Regions from separate parts of the Mus musculus genome. Here region 2 is linked to region 1. Evidence: chromatin loops called from intact Hi-C (ENCODE). Cell type or tissue: left cerebral cortex. All regions are shown on one strand. Each heading gives the region's core, and the rest is flanking DNA. Links, peaks and the distances in the headings are about the cores only. Region 1 overlaps Kir3dl1 (killer cell immunoglobulin-like receptor, three domains, long cytoplasmic tail, 1). Region 2 holds the start of Kir3dl2 (killer cell immunoglobulin-like receptor, three domains, long cytoplasmic tail, 2).

The links. A loop is a pair of places that touch in the nucleus more often than their neighbours do. Peaks named below come from ENCODE experiments on the same cell type or tissue, not always from the same donor. Only the 100,000 strongest peaks of a DNase experiment are listed, where the experiment ranks them.
Region 2: a loop joins it to region 1, with 2.3 times the contacts of the local background. A loop is called at or near these places in 12 of 42 quality-filtered maps.

What each region holds. Positions count from the first base shown.
Region 1 is chrX:136,519,302-136,527,643 of GRCm38, reverse strand. Kir3dl1 (killer cell immunoglobulin-like receptor, three domains, long cytoplasmic tail, 1) reads right to left here. Exons shown (of 9, transcript NM_177749.4): 3 at 2,417-2,695; 4 at 952-1,257. It also overlaps a transcript of Kir3dl2 not described here. Among named protein-coding and RNA genes, the nearest start is that of Kir3dl1, 5.5 kb to the right of the region's middle. In left cerebral cortex, for the core only: no CTCF peak of the experiment used is centred there; no DNase peak of the experiment used is centred there.
Region 2 is chrX:136,463,214-136,471,555 of GRCm38, reverse strand. It overlaps Kir3dl2 (killer cell immunoglobulin-like receptor, three domains, long cytoplasmic tail, 2), which reads left to right and starts at 2,515. Exons shown (of 9, transcript NM_177748.2): 1 at 2,515-2,553; 2 at 2,787-2,822. The coding sequence starts at 2,520. It overlaps Gm14991 (a long non-coding RNA gene), which reads right to left. Exons shown (of 4, transcript XR_387069.2): 2 at 1,397-1,429. In left cerebral cortex, for the core only: no CTCF peak of the experiment used is centred there; no DNase peak of the experiment used is centred there.

The DNA of each region.
Region 1 (8,342 bases), core at 292-8,291:
TGAGTATATAATATCATGTGCTTCCACAGACATGATTTGAAACATCCAACATCTGCCATTATTTCTCTATTTACACTTGCAAATATTCAAATATTCCATCCAGGCTTTTGATTTTATAGGTTTTCTCTTTCTACACATGCCATGCTTTCTATTTTTCAGCTCTCTCTCTCTCTCTCTTTCTCTCTCTCTCCATCTTTCTCTCTCTCTATTTCTCTCTTTCTGTCTCTCTCTGTCTCTCTTTCTGTCTCTGTCTTTGTCTCTCTCTCTCTCTCTCTCCTCTCCCATGTTGCAATTATGTATATATTCCTGGGCACAATTTCTTAGATTCATTTTGGCCATCCTAGAATGTCTGAATAATTTTAGGAAAGGAACTGAAAAAGTTTGGATGTGTAGACAATAGACAGTGATTGGAGCTCTATTAAATCACCCAAGGCTATGATTTTCTGGGGTAAATAGTGGGTCAATCACAATAAAAGGAAGAATTGTCAAACAGTTGTCAAAGCCAGGTTCCACCTGTGCAAAGACTTAAAGACTCATTAAAAACCACTCCAACTAAGCAATTAACCTGAGGTATGATATATGGTTCTTCCAGCAGATTTCTTACAGAGGTAGAAGCCAAACAAAATTCTGAACTTCCCAAGTGTCTGAATGGAAGTAGAAGTACTTCATTCTCTCTGGTTAAATGAAGCTCACCCAGTGGCCCCTGACCCCTGAATATTTATCTCTACTTGTGACACCTTTGTACTTCCCTGCATTGGTGTCTTACAGAATAACCAATTGTCTGGCCTTGTATCTCTGTTTATATTGTCTATGCCAGTAAAATGCCCACCATGTCTTCTTTTCTCTAAATTTCCCACAGTTATCTTCCACCTGATGCCCCAAGGCTTCCACACTACACGATGTCTGTTATGCATCACGAAGAGGGTAAAGAACAGGTGTGCACTCTCTTACCTGTGATCTTGATGTCAATGGGGTCACTGGAGTCTGACCATTCATAGGGGTAGTAACTGTTAGCACCATAGCATGTGTAAGTCCCAACAAGGTCAGGTGTCATGGGACCTATTGAGTAGCTGACATGTGACCCACTTTCATGATGTTCTGCAGAAACTTGGACAGAGTTCTTGATTATTCCCATTCTGTGTGAAATCAAAATGTATGTATCGAACATATTCTCTGAGTGACATTCCAGGGTCACATTCCCTCCTGTATCCACCAGGGGACTTTGTAGAATCAAGAGGAAAGGCTTCATGTAGATTCCTAGAAATAAGGAAATTGCATGGACTTGGTCACATTCTCCATGTTTTGGAAAATCTATAGTCCTCCCTTTCTTACCCTGTTTTCCCTGTCATTGACCCTGTGTGCCTTTCTGTGCTTATGTCAACTTTGTACACAGACTCCTCCATGTCTCTATATCCCCTTCTCAATTCTTTGGCTCTGTCAGCAGCACAATATTTTCCCATTGACTTGTGAGAATGTGGCTTCTGAAACATTCTAACATAGATCCCATTGCCCCTTTCCAGGTTTGGGGAGAGCAGGAAACATGACAAGCTTAATACCAGGCTCTTTTATGAGTCACTTTGTGCTACTTTTGATCAACTGTAATGCTTGGAAAAATAAGGTATTTAGTAGTGAGTGTGGTTAACAGAGAAAGTCTTCTGATAATCGCTATTATACAAATTTATATCAAGCACTTGTCATTCTTGTTCATGAGCATTGTCCTCTCCAAAACTTTGGTGAGTCATCATTCTGGCCTACTGCTTTCTGGACATCTCTTCTCTAGGTTTTAAGATACCCATTGATATAGATCCTTCTATTAATTTCCAATCACTTGCAGAAAAAATAATCACAATACTGTTCTTAAAAGGAGTAAAAGTATTCTGGAGATCCGAATTTTGAAGCAAGCTAAATGTCATAAAGAATGTTTCTTCAGGGACATGTCACTGCTCAAATCACTAGAAATTTTTCATTATCTTTTCCTTTCATCTTCTAGAGGCCTCATTCATTCCTTGGCACTTGGAGTCTGTTTATCACTGCCAGTGTTAGTAATAGAGTGTCTCCGCCAACGCTTTTTAATGCTAACTACTGTTTTATTAATTATTTTTTTCATACTGACAGTTGTAATTCTACAGACCCAGACTAATTTAGTCTCTCACCCTGATGTCAATTTTTTGATACCTTCTCTGGGTTCAAATATCCATCTTCAAAGCCCAATTTTTCGTTGAGTTATTTTAAACCCAAGAATCCTTTAGTACAAGAAAGTACATATACATGGGTATTATATTATGCCCAGCATAATATTCAATTTTCTTTGTTGAACATTCCTCTATAATGATGAACCTGACTAAAGCTCTTTCTGGAATTTCTAGGGTTGGGAGAATCGGGGGCATGAAATGATAGTCCAAATATGGACTCTGACCTGAAATTATGATTTTCAGAGGCTCACTATGTGCTGACAATACATTAGCATATTGAGGATGGAAGCATCTGTAGGTTCCTGCATGTTCTGTTGTCACAGGACCAAAGACCTGGCTCTTCTGAAATGTAGTCTCATGTAACTGATGGTTTGGAGACCCTTCTTCTTTGTACAGCTTGAATATGTTAGATCCTCTATGAGAGTCACATGTAAGAGTCACATTCTGTCCCAGAGGAACAACATAACTTGGCCAGGCAGATAGGAATGGTTTATCATGGCTTCCTGCAAGAAGAGGAACAGAGTAAAATTTTATTGATCCCTTTATTCTTGAGAGTTAAATCTACAATTTTTAATTCTTTGGGGCCCTTTCTATAAAAATTTTCTGTGAATTAAACGATCCCTGTTCTAATGGGAGAGGTTGAGGGTCTCATGAGTCTTAGGAGGTTAAATAAACTTCAAATGTCCTGGAAAGCTAAAACTTACATGATTTACCTGTGTCCCTTTTAAGCTCTATAAAATAATTAAGAAGCTAGGACAGGTGAGCTCCAAGAGGAGATGTCTGAGTCATGGTGAGTGCCTGAATGTTGTGTGGTGTTCCATGGCTTTGCCCTTCATGGAAAACACCCATATTGAGGTGTGCATTTAGTTATGCTTTGAGTTTCTTCGTTCTTCTGTAAATAATCCCTCATCTCTACTGCTAGTAGTAATCTCAGTAAACGCACAGAATCAACCAATTGGGCATTGATGGAATCATTGTTTGGTCTCTCATGGGTTTGCTTTATGGGGTGAACATGTTAGTATGTGTTGCAGTCCTCTTTAAAAAATCACGATAGGTCATTTTTAAATAATCAGTATTCCCTTACTATTATATAAATATGGTATAGCTTTGTATGCTAAGATCTGTTAACCCAGAGTCTTAAAATAAATATTTAATAGTCAAGCAGATTTGGTCATAAAATTTGCAATTCAAAAAGGATTATATAAGATTATTAGGGGGAAATTCTTTCTCAGATAGCAGAAAATGAATGTTTTTTATTCACATTCATCAACTCTAGATATATAACTGTTATCAGATGAGGGATTACTTTGTAAATTTTCAAGAACTCAGGGGTGAGAGTAAGAAATCCCATAGTGCTTTCCAAAGAAGAAAATCTCCAAGAAATCTGGAGGAATGGAGTGTTTTGAACACATTTGTTCTTTCTGTATTCTCATATAAGTCTCCATCCACAGATGTCATACTGACTCATGCTTCTACACTGATAGTGACAAGGTAGATGCAGACGTGTAGTTTTACTACAATTCCAAGGCTCCACGCATGTGAAACATTGGAATACAGCATTACTTGGTCACTTGGGTGACTTTGAGATAGAATTAGCTATAGTACATGTACACACACACACACACACACACACACACACACACACACAATTAAAAGTTGATCAGCAGCTAAAGACAAGAGCTCCCGGGTACTGGTTAGTTCATATTGTTGTTCCACATATAGGGTTGCAGTTCCCTATAGCTCCTTGGGTAATTTCTCTAGCTCCTCCATTAGGGGCCGTGTGACCCATCCAATAGCTGACTGTGATCATCCACTTCTGTGTTTGCTAGGCCCCGGCATAGTCTCACAAGAGAGAGCTATAATTGGGTCCTTTCAGCGAAATCTTGCTAGTGTATGCAATGGTGTCAGAATTTGGAAGCTGATTATGGGATGGATCCCTGCATATGGCAGTCACTAGATGGTCCATCCTTTCGTCACAGCTCCAAATTTTGTCTCTGTAACTCCTTCAAAAGATGGCCTAGTCGGCCATCACTGCAAAGAGAGGCCCATTGGACTTGCAAACTTTATATGCCCCAGTACAGGGGAACGCCAGGGCCAAAAAGGGGGAGTGGGTGGGTAGGGGATTGGGGGGTGGGTATGGGGGACCTTTGGGATAGCATTGAAAATGTAAATGAGGAAAATACCTAATTAAAAAAATAAAATAAATTTCACTTAAAAAATAAATAAAATAGATTTCTTTTCAAGTAAAAAAAAAAAGTTGATCAGCAGCCTCATATGTGCCCAACTGCAACATCTTGTGATCCTCTCAGGAGGACCACACAAAGGAAAAACATAAGTGAGAATCTAGCACAAATACACACACCTGTTGGGACACCCACACAGCCCAGCTGACACAGGACCTGTCCCACCTCCCTGAGCTCCACCATCCTTCTCATAGAAGAGAAAGTGAGAAAGAGCCTCAAACTCATTGGCTTAGGGGAAAAGTTCCCAAACAAAACACCAGTGGTTCAGGCTCTAAAATCAACAATTGATAAATAGGATGTCATGAAACTAAACAGCTTCTGTGAGGCAAAAGACACTGACCATAGGATAAATAGGAAACCTACAGATTGGGAATAAAATCTTCACTAATCCCACATCCAACAGCAGCCTAATGTCTAAAATATATGAAGAACTCAAGATGTCAACCTCCAGAAAACCAAATAACCCAATTGAAAGTTTGGTGCAGAGCTAAACAGAGAATTCACAACAGAAGAATCTCACATGTCCAAGAAGCACTTAAAACATGTTCAAAATCCTCAGCCATCAGAGAAATGCAAATCAAAATGACCTTGAGATTCCACCTCACTCCAATCAAAATGTCTAAGATCAAAAAGGTAATAGTACATACTGGCCAAGACAGAAAAACACTCCTCCATAGTTAGTAGGAATGCAATTTGGTATAACTGCTTTGGAAATCTGTCTGATGGTTTCTCAGAAAATTGTAAATAGTCTATCTGAAGACCCAGCTATATTACTCTTAGACATATAGCCATATAATGTCCCAACATTCTACAAGGATATGTAGTCTGCCATGTCCATAGAAGCCTTATAAATCTGTAATAGCCAGAAGCTGGAAACAACCCAGATGTTCCTCAACCAAAGAATGGATACAGAAAATGTGGTTCATTTACAGAGTGGAATACTATACATCTATTAAAAAGAGGGGCATAATGAATTTTGTAGGGAAATGGATGGAACTAGAAAATAATACCCTGAATGAGGTAACACAGACCCAAAAGGACATGCATGGTATGTACTCAATAAGTGGTTATTAGTCTAAAAGTACAGAACACCTAGGACACACCCTACAGACCATTATAAGTGTAACAAGCAGAAAAGACCAAGTGAGGAGGCTTCAATCCCACTTAGGAGGGGGAAGGGAATAATCACCAGAGGCTAAGTGAGGGAGGAAGATGAATAGGAGGGCAGAAGGGAAAAATGGAACAGGATTATATATGGGGGAAAAGAAGAGAAGCCTAGAGCACCCAAAGAATGAATGGAGATAAGCACCCTGGGGGGAGGGAGGGGAACCTCTACAAAGTACTAAATACCCAGGAAGTGAGAGATGCTCAGGATTCATTGGGGATGACCTCAGACAAAGTGCCCAACTTTGGGGAGAGGGAAGTCAAAGCATCCACCTTCAGTAGATAGAGAGGTCCTCAATTGGCAGGTTAGAGTTACTAACCCACCATCAAAATTCCTGACCCACAATTGTTCCTGTCTAAAAGAACTGCAGGGACAAACATGGAGAAGAGACTGAAAAAAAGGCAATCCAATGACTGGCCCACATTGGGATCCATCTCATGGGGACCAAGGCCTGACACTGTTACTGATGCTATCACATGCTTATAGAGGGAGCCTGGCATAGCTGTCCACTGAGAGGCCCTACCTGCAGATGACTGAGACAGAGGTAGATACTCACAGCCAACCCATGCACTGGAGTCCTAGACCCCTCTGGTAGAATTAGGGGAAGGATTGAAGAAGCTGAAAGGGAGAGTGACTCCATAGGAAGACCTACAGTCTCAACTCACCAGGACCCCATGGCTCTCCCAGAGACTGAGCCACCAACACAGAGCACATGGGCAGCCAGAGGCCCTGACACACACAAGGCAGGCCTGGCCAGTCCTCGGTGGAGGAAGATGGACTTTAGTCTTGAGAGACTGGAGGCCCCAAGGAAGGGGAGGCCTCATTGGGGAGGGAGGCTCACATCTTAGAAACAAGGGAGAGGAGCACAGGATGAGGAAGTGTGGGTGAGGGGACCAAGGCAGGGACAATGACTGGAATGCAAATAAAAAAACAACTTTTAAAAACTTAATAGAATGATTCTGTTGTGAATTTGTTAAAATAAAAGAAGAAGTGAGCTTAGATCAAGCATTATATAATCTCACCTCTAAGTATAGAAAGAGTATTAAAATACAATGATGAAAAATGACCATATATTTTTATGCCACACAAATACCAAATTATCAGTCCTTAAAAATTGCTAGAGGGAAACTCAGGAAGGTGGACTTCAGAAAATCAAATAACCCCATTAAAAAATGGGGCTCAGAACTGAACAAAGAATTCTCACCTGAGGAATACCGAATGGCAGAGAAGCACCTGAAAAAATGTTCAACATCCTTAATCATCAGGGAAATGCAAATCAAAACAACCCTGAGATTCCACCTCACACCAGTCAGAATGGCTAAGATCAAAAATTCAGGTGACAGCAGATGCTGGCGTGGATGTGGAGAAAGAGGAACACTCCTCCATTGTTGGTGGGAGTGCAGGCTTGTACAAACACTCTGGAAATCAGTCTGGCGGTTCCTCAGAAAATTGGACATAGTACTACCGGAGGATCCAGCAATACCTCTCCTGGGCATATATCCAGAAGATGCCCCAACTGGTAAGAAGGACACATGCTACACTATGTTCATAGCAGCCTTATTTATAATAGCCATATACTGGAAAGAACCCAGATGCCCCTCAACAGAGGAATGGATACAGAAAATGTGGTACTTCTACACAATGGAGCACTACTCAGCTATTAAAAAGAATGAATTTATGAAATTCCTAGGCAAATGGATGGACCTGAAGGGCATCATCCTGAGTGAGGTAACACATTCACAAAGGAACTCACACAATATGTACTCACTGATAAGTGGATATTAGCCCAAAACCTAGGATACCCAAGATATAAGATACAATTTCCTAAACACATGAAACTCAAGAAAAATGAAGACTGAAGTGTGGACACTATGCCCCTCCTTAGATTTGGGAACAAAACACCCATGGAAGGAGTTACAGAGACAAAGTTTGGAGCTGAGATGAAAGGATGGACCATGTAGAGACTGCCATACCTCGGGATCCATCCCATAATCAGCATCCAAACGCTGACACCATTGCATACACTAGCAAGATTTTATCGAAAGGACCCAGATGTAGCTGTCTCATGGGAGAATATGCCGGGGCCTAGCAAACACAGAAGTGGATGCTCACAGTCAGCTAATGGATGGATCACAGGGCTCCCAATGGAGGAGCTAGAGAAAGTACCCAAGGAGCTAAAGGGATCTGCAACCCTATAGGTGGAACAACATTATGAACTAACCAGTACCCCGGAGCTCTTGACTCTAGCTGCATATGTATCAAAAGATGGCCTAGTCGGCCATCACTGGAAAGAGAGGCACATTGGACACGCAAACTGTATATGCCCCAGTACAGGGGAACGCCAGGGCCAAAAAAAAAAAAAAAAAGGGGGGGAATGAGTGGCTAGGGAAGTGGGGGGGGGTATGGGGGACTTTTGGGATAGCATTGGAAATGTAATTGAGGAAAATATGTAATATAAATAAATAAATAAATAAATAAAAAAGAAAAAAAGAAAAAAATTGCTAGAGGGCAAAGGAAAACAGATGTTCACTTGGGAGGATAGGAGAGAGAGGTCTTAAGAATTTAGGCAGGAGGATGCATCTAATTAAAACATAGTATGTGAATTTCTCACAGAATTAAAGGAAGAAAATGCCTATAAAAAAGCAGAAAACTCATTTAGAGAAAAAATAGAGAAGACTCTAAACAATGAGTAGTATGGAAATGATCAGGTACAAGATGGTCAATGACACAAAATTTTCAACC
Region 2 (8,342 bases), core at 276-8,275, 56 kb after region 1:
AAAGTGCATCTGAGGGTGAACAAATCAGATACATGGTGAATACAGACTGAGGTGAGTAAAGGCAAGGAGAAATCAAATAATTATTATTGATTTGAAAAACGTATTAGTGTATGTTTTAAGTTTAAAAAAAAGTAGATTCTTGCTAAGACAAAATGGATGCCAGTCACAGAGGATACTACACCCAGCAAAAATGTCATCCATGTTGATGAAAAAATTATCTTAAAGGAAAGAACCAAATGAAGGTACACAAACACACACACACACACACACACACACACACACACACACACACACACAATCAACACAAATGTAAAAATGATAGGAAGTTACAATTGTTGGACATAAGTATCTCTCAAGGTCAATGGAATCAATTGCCTAATAAAAAGAAATAGGCTAATTGAATGGATGCAAAAACAGGATCCACCATTCTGAGTAGAAGAAATTCACCCCGACATGGAGGATAAACATTACCTTAGAATAAAAGGCTGGAAAGGGATTTACCTAGTAGACTCAAAAAGCAAGGTCAGGTTTCCATCCTAACATAATGACATAAGTCTAATAAAATAGACTTTCAACCAAAATCCATCAGAGGAGATAGAGGAGGGCACTTTGCACTCATCACAAGAAAAATCCACAAAGAAACGTCAATCACCCAGAAACTGATGGGAACAATGCAGAGTCCCACAGCCAAACATTCAGCAGAGATTGGAGAATCCTGTGGAAGAGGTGGGAAAGGGTAGTAGGAGCCAGTGAGGTCAAGGACACAACAACAAAACCTACAGAGTCCTGGGCTTATAGGTGCTCACAGAGACTAACCCACCAACCAGACAGCATGCATGGGAGGAGCATAAGCCCTCTCTACATATAGGTAGTAGATGTGCAGCTAGTTTTCATACGGGACCCCTAGAAAAGAAGCAGGGGCTGCCTTTCACTCCGTTGCCTGCCTTTGGAGTGAGCTGCCATGTCTAGCCTCAATAAGAAAAGATACATCTATATTCCTAATGAAAGTTGATATGCCAAGGAAAGTTGATATCCATGGAAGGGCTACTCTTCTCAGAAGAGGAAGGGAGGGAAGATGGAGAAGTAGAAAGGAGAGGGAGATACTGACATGAGAGGAGATAGGGGAAGCTGGGATACACATGAAAGTACAAATAAATTATTTAATGAAAAATGTAGAATTATATACATATACATTACAAAGCCTAAAATATTATTATCTCTTAAATAATGAATTCTACATATGCATACTTCATTTGCAGTGTTTCTGTGCAGCCAGTTGTTTGTTGTGAAAACTGTAGTCCTGCTTCAAATGTTGCCATTTCTTTACAGTGGCCTTGCTGGTTCTTGCCCTCTGACATACTCTTCTAGAAATAGATTTTATCTTTATGTTTCTTACCTGGTCCTGTCACTGAGCGTTTAATATGTTGTGCTGGAATAAGAAGAAGAGAAACAGAGTTAGGAACTATCAAAACCATTTGGAAAATGCAAAAACAACTTGTCAAGTTATACATATCAGAAGCACTCACATAGGACAACCGTTCCTGAATGAAGTGGGAAACAGAATGAATTTATGTCTAGGGTTTTGTAAAGAATGGTAAGCCTATATGACTGGACACATCCTTCAGAAGATACAGTTGTGTCTTGTGCTTGCAGAGGGCCCAGCATCAGATGCTTATACCTACACTAGAAGTATCACTTCTCCCAGTGACCCCTGCACCAGGGCCTCTAATCAACACCCACTTCGGGCATTACTAAACACCAGTGCTCAGATGAAAATACAGACACATGCACAGAATTTTAAAGTGAAATGTTTTAAGGATTAGGTCATAAAACACAATTGAATTAGAGTTAAAACGCACTTGCCTTATCTCTCTGACTTTTAAACAGAAGTGCAATTTTATTACTCTAAATAACTAATCAATCAGCTATAATTACATAATTGTGACTTGAAACTGGAAGGAGCACAGCATAATAATTTTGATTGACACATTAGTTTTGCTTTTATAACATGAATGATATTCATTGAACACATCACGCATAACACCACAGGAACCATTGATGCTCAGGTTTAGAAAGGAACAGAGTACATAAAAGGATTTAGTATGTTAATCAAGTTCAAACATTTAGAACAAGAAGGTTTGGTCCAAGACATAACTCAGTTGTGGTCATAGAAAATGTTGTGTCTGAAGGACTAAAGTCTGAAAATTTTCAGCAAGCTATGATCCTCCTAGACCACAATAAATCAGTGCATCCATCTTGCAGCAAGAGACAGGTTCACAGAGCAACAATCCACTCACTTGGGAGGCAAAGTCAGGTGGATCTTTGAGCTCAAGGCAAGTATTTCCTACAAAGTGCCAGGACAGTCAGGGCGACACAGAAAACCTGTGTCAAAAAAGAGAGACCTTGTGGCTGAGCATGAGTGTGATCTGTTGGTGAATCTGGCTTCCCGTGGTTTGCAGCTCCTCTGAGCCTCTCAGGACATCCGGTAGACTTTGTTCTGGCTCTGCTCCTTGCCAGCCATGCTGCTCTGGTTCCTCAGCCTCATGTGTTCTGGTGAGTTCTGCTGAGGATGAAAAGTGTGAAATAACAGGGTAGAATTATCATCTTGGGAGGTGAGAATTGTCCAAAGCAGAAATCCTGGCTTCCATGGAGGGTGTTGGTGCATAAGTTCATATAAACAACGTGGGCTCTGATTCCAGTGTTTAGAGGATGGACAGAAACTTCAGGTGTCAGAGGGTCAAGCTACTGTGAAAGGAGATCTTACATCATGAGGTTTTGTCTTCCAGGTTTCTTCCTAGTCCAGAGGATGTCAGCACACGTGGGTGAGTCCGTCCCTAAAACATGGAGTTACGGTCCATTTCCATAGACGGGTTTTATTCAGACAGGAGAGCAGGCAGTATGATTTTGGGGGGACAGGGACTGGTGTGTGGGATTGGTGCTGAGTATTTTGAACTGCCAAGGAAAGACCCTCCAAACCTGCCTCTCAGTCTGTCCTGGATACTCCCAGGCTCTGTGCCTGGCAGAGTTGGACATTAAACTTTGATTGAATGAACAAAATTTTATGGTTTGGGGGGATAGTGTTTCTCTATGTAGTCCTGGATATCCAACACCTCAGTTTGTAGACCCAGATGGCCATGAACTCAGAAATGCACCTGCCTTTGACACCCAAGTGCACTTATTAAAAGCATGTGCCACAACACCAAATAGATATTAAGCTGTTTAAATTTTTTTCTAATTTTTTCTTTTTTCTGTACTATTACGCAAAATCCCACACTTATTTGAGGTTTTGATATTATAATTTATTATGGATTATGTATGTGTTGCTCAACAAACTGTTGCGGGTATTAATTTTGTCTTCAGGCATTCCTTTTACACATAAGATTTCTGTGCCACTAGCACACTATTGTAACGCCTCTCCTTGTCTTACTTTTGAAGAATCATTTCACTTTTTCTACGTGAAGATGTTTTCATGTAGCTCATTACCAGCCCTTTATTTCAGCTTGAAGAACTCCATGACATTTTCTGGACCTTTTGATGAGGAACTCAGTCTGCTAGAGGTTTTCTGACACAAGTTTTCCATACTTCATGTCTGTAAGACAGTTTGCTGCTGTCTATAGGCAGACTTTTTCTTTTTTCCCCTTTCCTCACTGAAAACATCATCCTGGTCTCTTGTGACTTGTAGGCTCAGAAAGTGGCCATTAGCTATATTAGAAATCCTTATGTCTAATTATCCTTTGTCATGCAGATGCCAGGATCTCTTTTAATAGTGTGCTCTGTTACCTTCTTTATCTGGGTTGAAATTTTTTGTGTCATTGACCATCTTGTACCTGACCATTTCCATATTACTCTTTGTTTAAAGAGTCTTCTCTATTTTTTCTCTAAATGAGTTTTCTGTTTATTTTAATAGACAATTTCTTCTTTTTCTTAGTATTTTACAAATTCTATGAGAAATTCACACCCTACATTTTAATTACATGCTTCCTCCTGCTTACATTCATTGAGACCTCTCTCTCCTATGCTCCCATGTGAATGTCTGCTTTCCTTTTTCCTCTAGTGATTTTTAATGACTGATAATTTGTTATTTGTGTAGCATCAAAATATATGGTAGTTTTTCTTCATTGTATTTTAATACACTTTCCATACTTAGAGGTGACATTATATAACACCTGATCTAAGCTCACTTATTCTTTTAACAAATATGCTACAGAAACATTCTATTAAGTTTTTAAAAGTTTTATTTATTTATTTATTTATTTATTTATTTATTTATTTATTTATTTATTTATTTATTTATTTGGATTCCAGTTGTTGCCCCTGCCTTGGTCCCCTCACCCAAACTTCCTCATCCTATTCTCCTCCCCCTTGGCTCTGAGAGGTGAGCCCCCCTTCCTAATTAAGCCTCCCCTTCCCTGGGGCCTCAAGTCTCTCAAGATTAAAGCTCATTTTCCTCCACCAAGGCCTGACCAGGCCAACCTCTGCCCTGTGTGTGTTAGGGCCTCTGGCTGCCCCTGTGCTCCTAGTTGGTGGCTCAGTCTCTGGGAGAGCCATGGGGTCTGGGTTAGTCGAGACTGTAGGTCTTCCTATGGAGTCACTCTCCCTTTCAGCTTCTTCAATCCTTCCCCTAATTCTACCAGAGGGGTCTGGGACTCCAGTAAAAGGGTTGGGTGAGAGTATCTGCCTCTGTCTCAGTCAGCTGCAGGTAGGGCCTCTCAGAGAACTCTATAAGCATGTGATAGCATCAGTAACAGTATCAGGCCTTGGTGCTCCCCATGAGATGGATCCCAATGTGGGCCAGTCATTGAGTCATCTTTCCTTCAGTCTCTTCTCCATGTTTTTCCCTGCAGTTCTTTTAGACAGGAACAATTGTGGGTCAGGAATTTTGATGGTGGGTTAGTAACTCTGACCTGCCACTTGAGGTCCTCTCTATCTACTGAAGGTGGATGCTTTGAGTTCCCTCTTTCCAAAGTTGGGCACTTTGAGGTCATCCCCATTGAATCCTGAGCATCTCTCACTTCCTGGGACTTTGGTCTTTCTAGAGGTTCCCCTCCCTCCCCCCAGGGTGCTTATCTCCATTCATTCTCTAGGCTTTCTAGGCTTCTCTTCTTTCCCCTCATATATGATCCTGTTCCCCTTTTCCTTCTGCCCTCCTAGACTGCTCCCTCCTTAACTTAGCCTCCAGTGATTATTCCCTTCCCCCTCCTAAGTGGGATTGAAGCCTCCTCACTTGGTCTTTTCTGCTTGTTACACTTATAATTGGTCTGTAGGGTGTGTCCTAGGTGTTCTGTACTTTTAGACTAATATCCACTTATCACTGAGTACATATCATGCATGTCCTTTTGGGTCTGGGTTACCTCACTCAGGATGACATTTTCTAGTTCCATCCATTTGCCTACAAAATTCATTATGCCCCTGTTTCTAATAGATGTAAAGTATTCCACTCTGTAAATGAACCACATTATCTGTATCCTTTCTTTGGTTGAGGAACATCTGGGTTGTTTCCAGCGTCTGGCTATTACAGACTTATAAGGCATCTATGGACATGGTAGAGTACGTATACTTGTAGATGGTGTGGCATTCTATGGCTGTATGTTTAAGAATAGTATAGTTGGGTCTTCAGATAGACTATTTACAATTTTCTGAGGAACCATCAGACAGATTTCCAAAGTGGTTGTACCAGCTTGCATTCCTACTACAATGGAGGAGTGTTTTTCTGTCTCCACATCTTGACGAGAAGGTACTGTTACATTTTTGATCTTAGCCATTTTGATTGGAGTGAGGTGGAATCTCAGGGTCATTTTGATTTGCATTTTTTTTAAAGAATTCTTTTTTTTTTCTTTCCATTTTTTATTAGGTATTTAGCTCATTTACATTTCCAATGCTATACCAAAAGTCCCCCATACCCACCCACCCCCAATCCCCTACCCACCCACTCCCCCTTTTTGGCCCTGGCGTTCCCCTGTACTGGGGCATATAAAGTTTGTGTGTCCAATGGGCCTCTCTTTCCAGTGATGGCCGACTAGGCCATCTTTTGATACATATGCAGCTAGAGTCAAGAGCTCCGGGGTACTGGTTAGTTCATAATGTTGTTCCACCTATAGGGTTGCAGATCCCTTTAGCTCCTTGGCTACTTTCTCTAGCTCCTCCATCGGGAGCCCTGTGATCCATCCATTAGCTGACTGTGAGCATCCACTTCTGTGTTTGCTAGGCCCCGGCATAGTCTCACAAGAGACAGCTACATCTGGGTCCTTTCGATAAAATCTTGCTAGTGTATGCAATGGTGTCAGCGTTTGGATGCTGATTATGGGGTGGATCCCTGGATATGGCAGTCTCTACATGGTCCATCCTTTCATCTCAGCTCCAAACTTTGTCTCTGTAACTCCTTCCAAGGGTGTTTTGTTCCCACTTCTAAGGAGGGGCATAGTGTCCACACTTCAGTCTTCATTTTTCTTGAGTTTCATGTGTTTAGGAAATTGTATCTTATATCTTGGGTATCCTAGGTTTTGGGCTAATATCCACTTATCAGTGAGTACATATTGTGTGAGTTCCTTTGTGAATGTGTTACCTCACTCAGGATGATGCCCTCCAGGTCCATCCATTTGGCTAGGAATTTCATAAATTCATTCTTTTTAATAGCTGAGTAGTACTCCATTGTGTAGATGTACCGCATTTTCTGTATCCATTCCTCTGTTGAGGGGCATCTGGGTTCTTTCCAGCTTCTGGCTATTATAAATAAGGCTGCTATGAACATAGTGGAGCATGTGTCCTTCTTACCAGTTGGGGCATCTTCTGGATATATGCCCAGGAGAGGTATTGCTGGATCCTCCGGTAGTACTATGTCCAATTTTCTGAGGAACCGCCAGACGGATTTCCAGAGTGGTTGTACAAGCCTGCAATCCCACCAACAATGGAGGAGTGTTCCTCTTTCTCCACATCCTCGCCAGCATCTGCTGTCACCTGAGTTTTTGATCTTAGCCATTCTGACTGGTGTGAGGTAGAATCTCAGGGTTGTTTTGATTTGCATTTCCCTGATGATTAAGGATGTTGAACATTTTTTCAGGTACTTCTCTGCCATTCGGTATTCCTCAGGTGAGAATTCTTTGTTCAGTTCTGAGCCCCATTTTTTAATGGGGTTATTTGATTTTCTGAAGTCCACCTTCTTGAGTTCTTTATATATGTTGGATATTAGTCCCCTATCTGATTTAGGATAGGTAAAGATCCTTTCCCAATCTGTTGGTGGTCTCTTTGTCTTATTGAGGTGTCTTTTGCCTTGCAGAAACTTTGGAGTTTCATTAGGTCCCATTTGTCAATTCTCGATCTTACAGCACATGCCATTGCTGTTCTGTTCAGGAATTTTTCCCCTGTGCCCATATCTTCAAGGCTTTTCCCCACTTTCTCCTCTATAAGTTTCAGTGTCTCTGGTTTTATGTGAAGTTCCTTGATCCATTTAGATTTGACCTTAGTACAAGGAGATAAGTATGGATCGATTGGCATTCTTCTACATGATAACAACCAGTTGTGCCAGCACCAATTGTTGAAAATGCTGTCTTTCTTCCACTGGATGGTTTTAGCTCCCTTGTCGAAGATCAAGTGACCATAGGTGTGTGGGTTCATTTCTGGGTCTTCAATTCTATTCCATTGGTCTACTTGTCTGTCTCTATACCAGTACCATGCAGTTTTTACCACAATTGCTCTGTAGTAAAGCTTTAGGTCAGGCATGGTGATTCCACCAGAGGTTCTTTTATCCTTGAGAAGACTTTTTGCTATCCTAGGTTTTTTGTTATTCCAGATGAATTTGCAAATTGCTCCTTCTAATTCGTTGAAGAATTGAGTTGGAATTTTGATGGGGATTGCATTGAATCTGTAGATTGCTTTTGGTAAGATAGCCATTTTTACAATATTGATCCTGCCAATCCATGAGCATGGGAGATCTTTCCATCTTCTGAGATCTTCTTTAATTTCTTTCTTCAGAGACTTGAAGTTTTTATCATACAGATCTTTCACTTCCTTAGTTAGAGTCACACCGAGATATTTTTATATTATTTGTGACTATTGAGAAGGGTGTTGTTTCCCTAATTTCTTTCTCAGCCTGTTTATTCTTTGTGTAGAGAAAGGCCATTGACTTGCTTGAGTTAATTTTATATCCAGCTACTTCACCGAAGCTGTTTATCAGGTTTAGGAGTTCTCTGGTAGAATTTTTAGGGTCACTTATATATACTATCATATCATCTGCAAAAAGTGATATTTTGACTTCCTCCTTTCCAATTTGTATCCCCTTGATCTCCTTTTGTTGTCGAATTGCTCTGGCTAATACTTCAAGTACTATGTTGAAAAGGTAGGGAGAA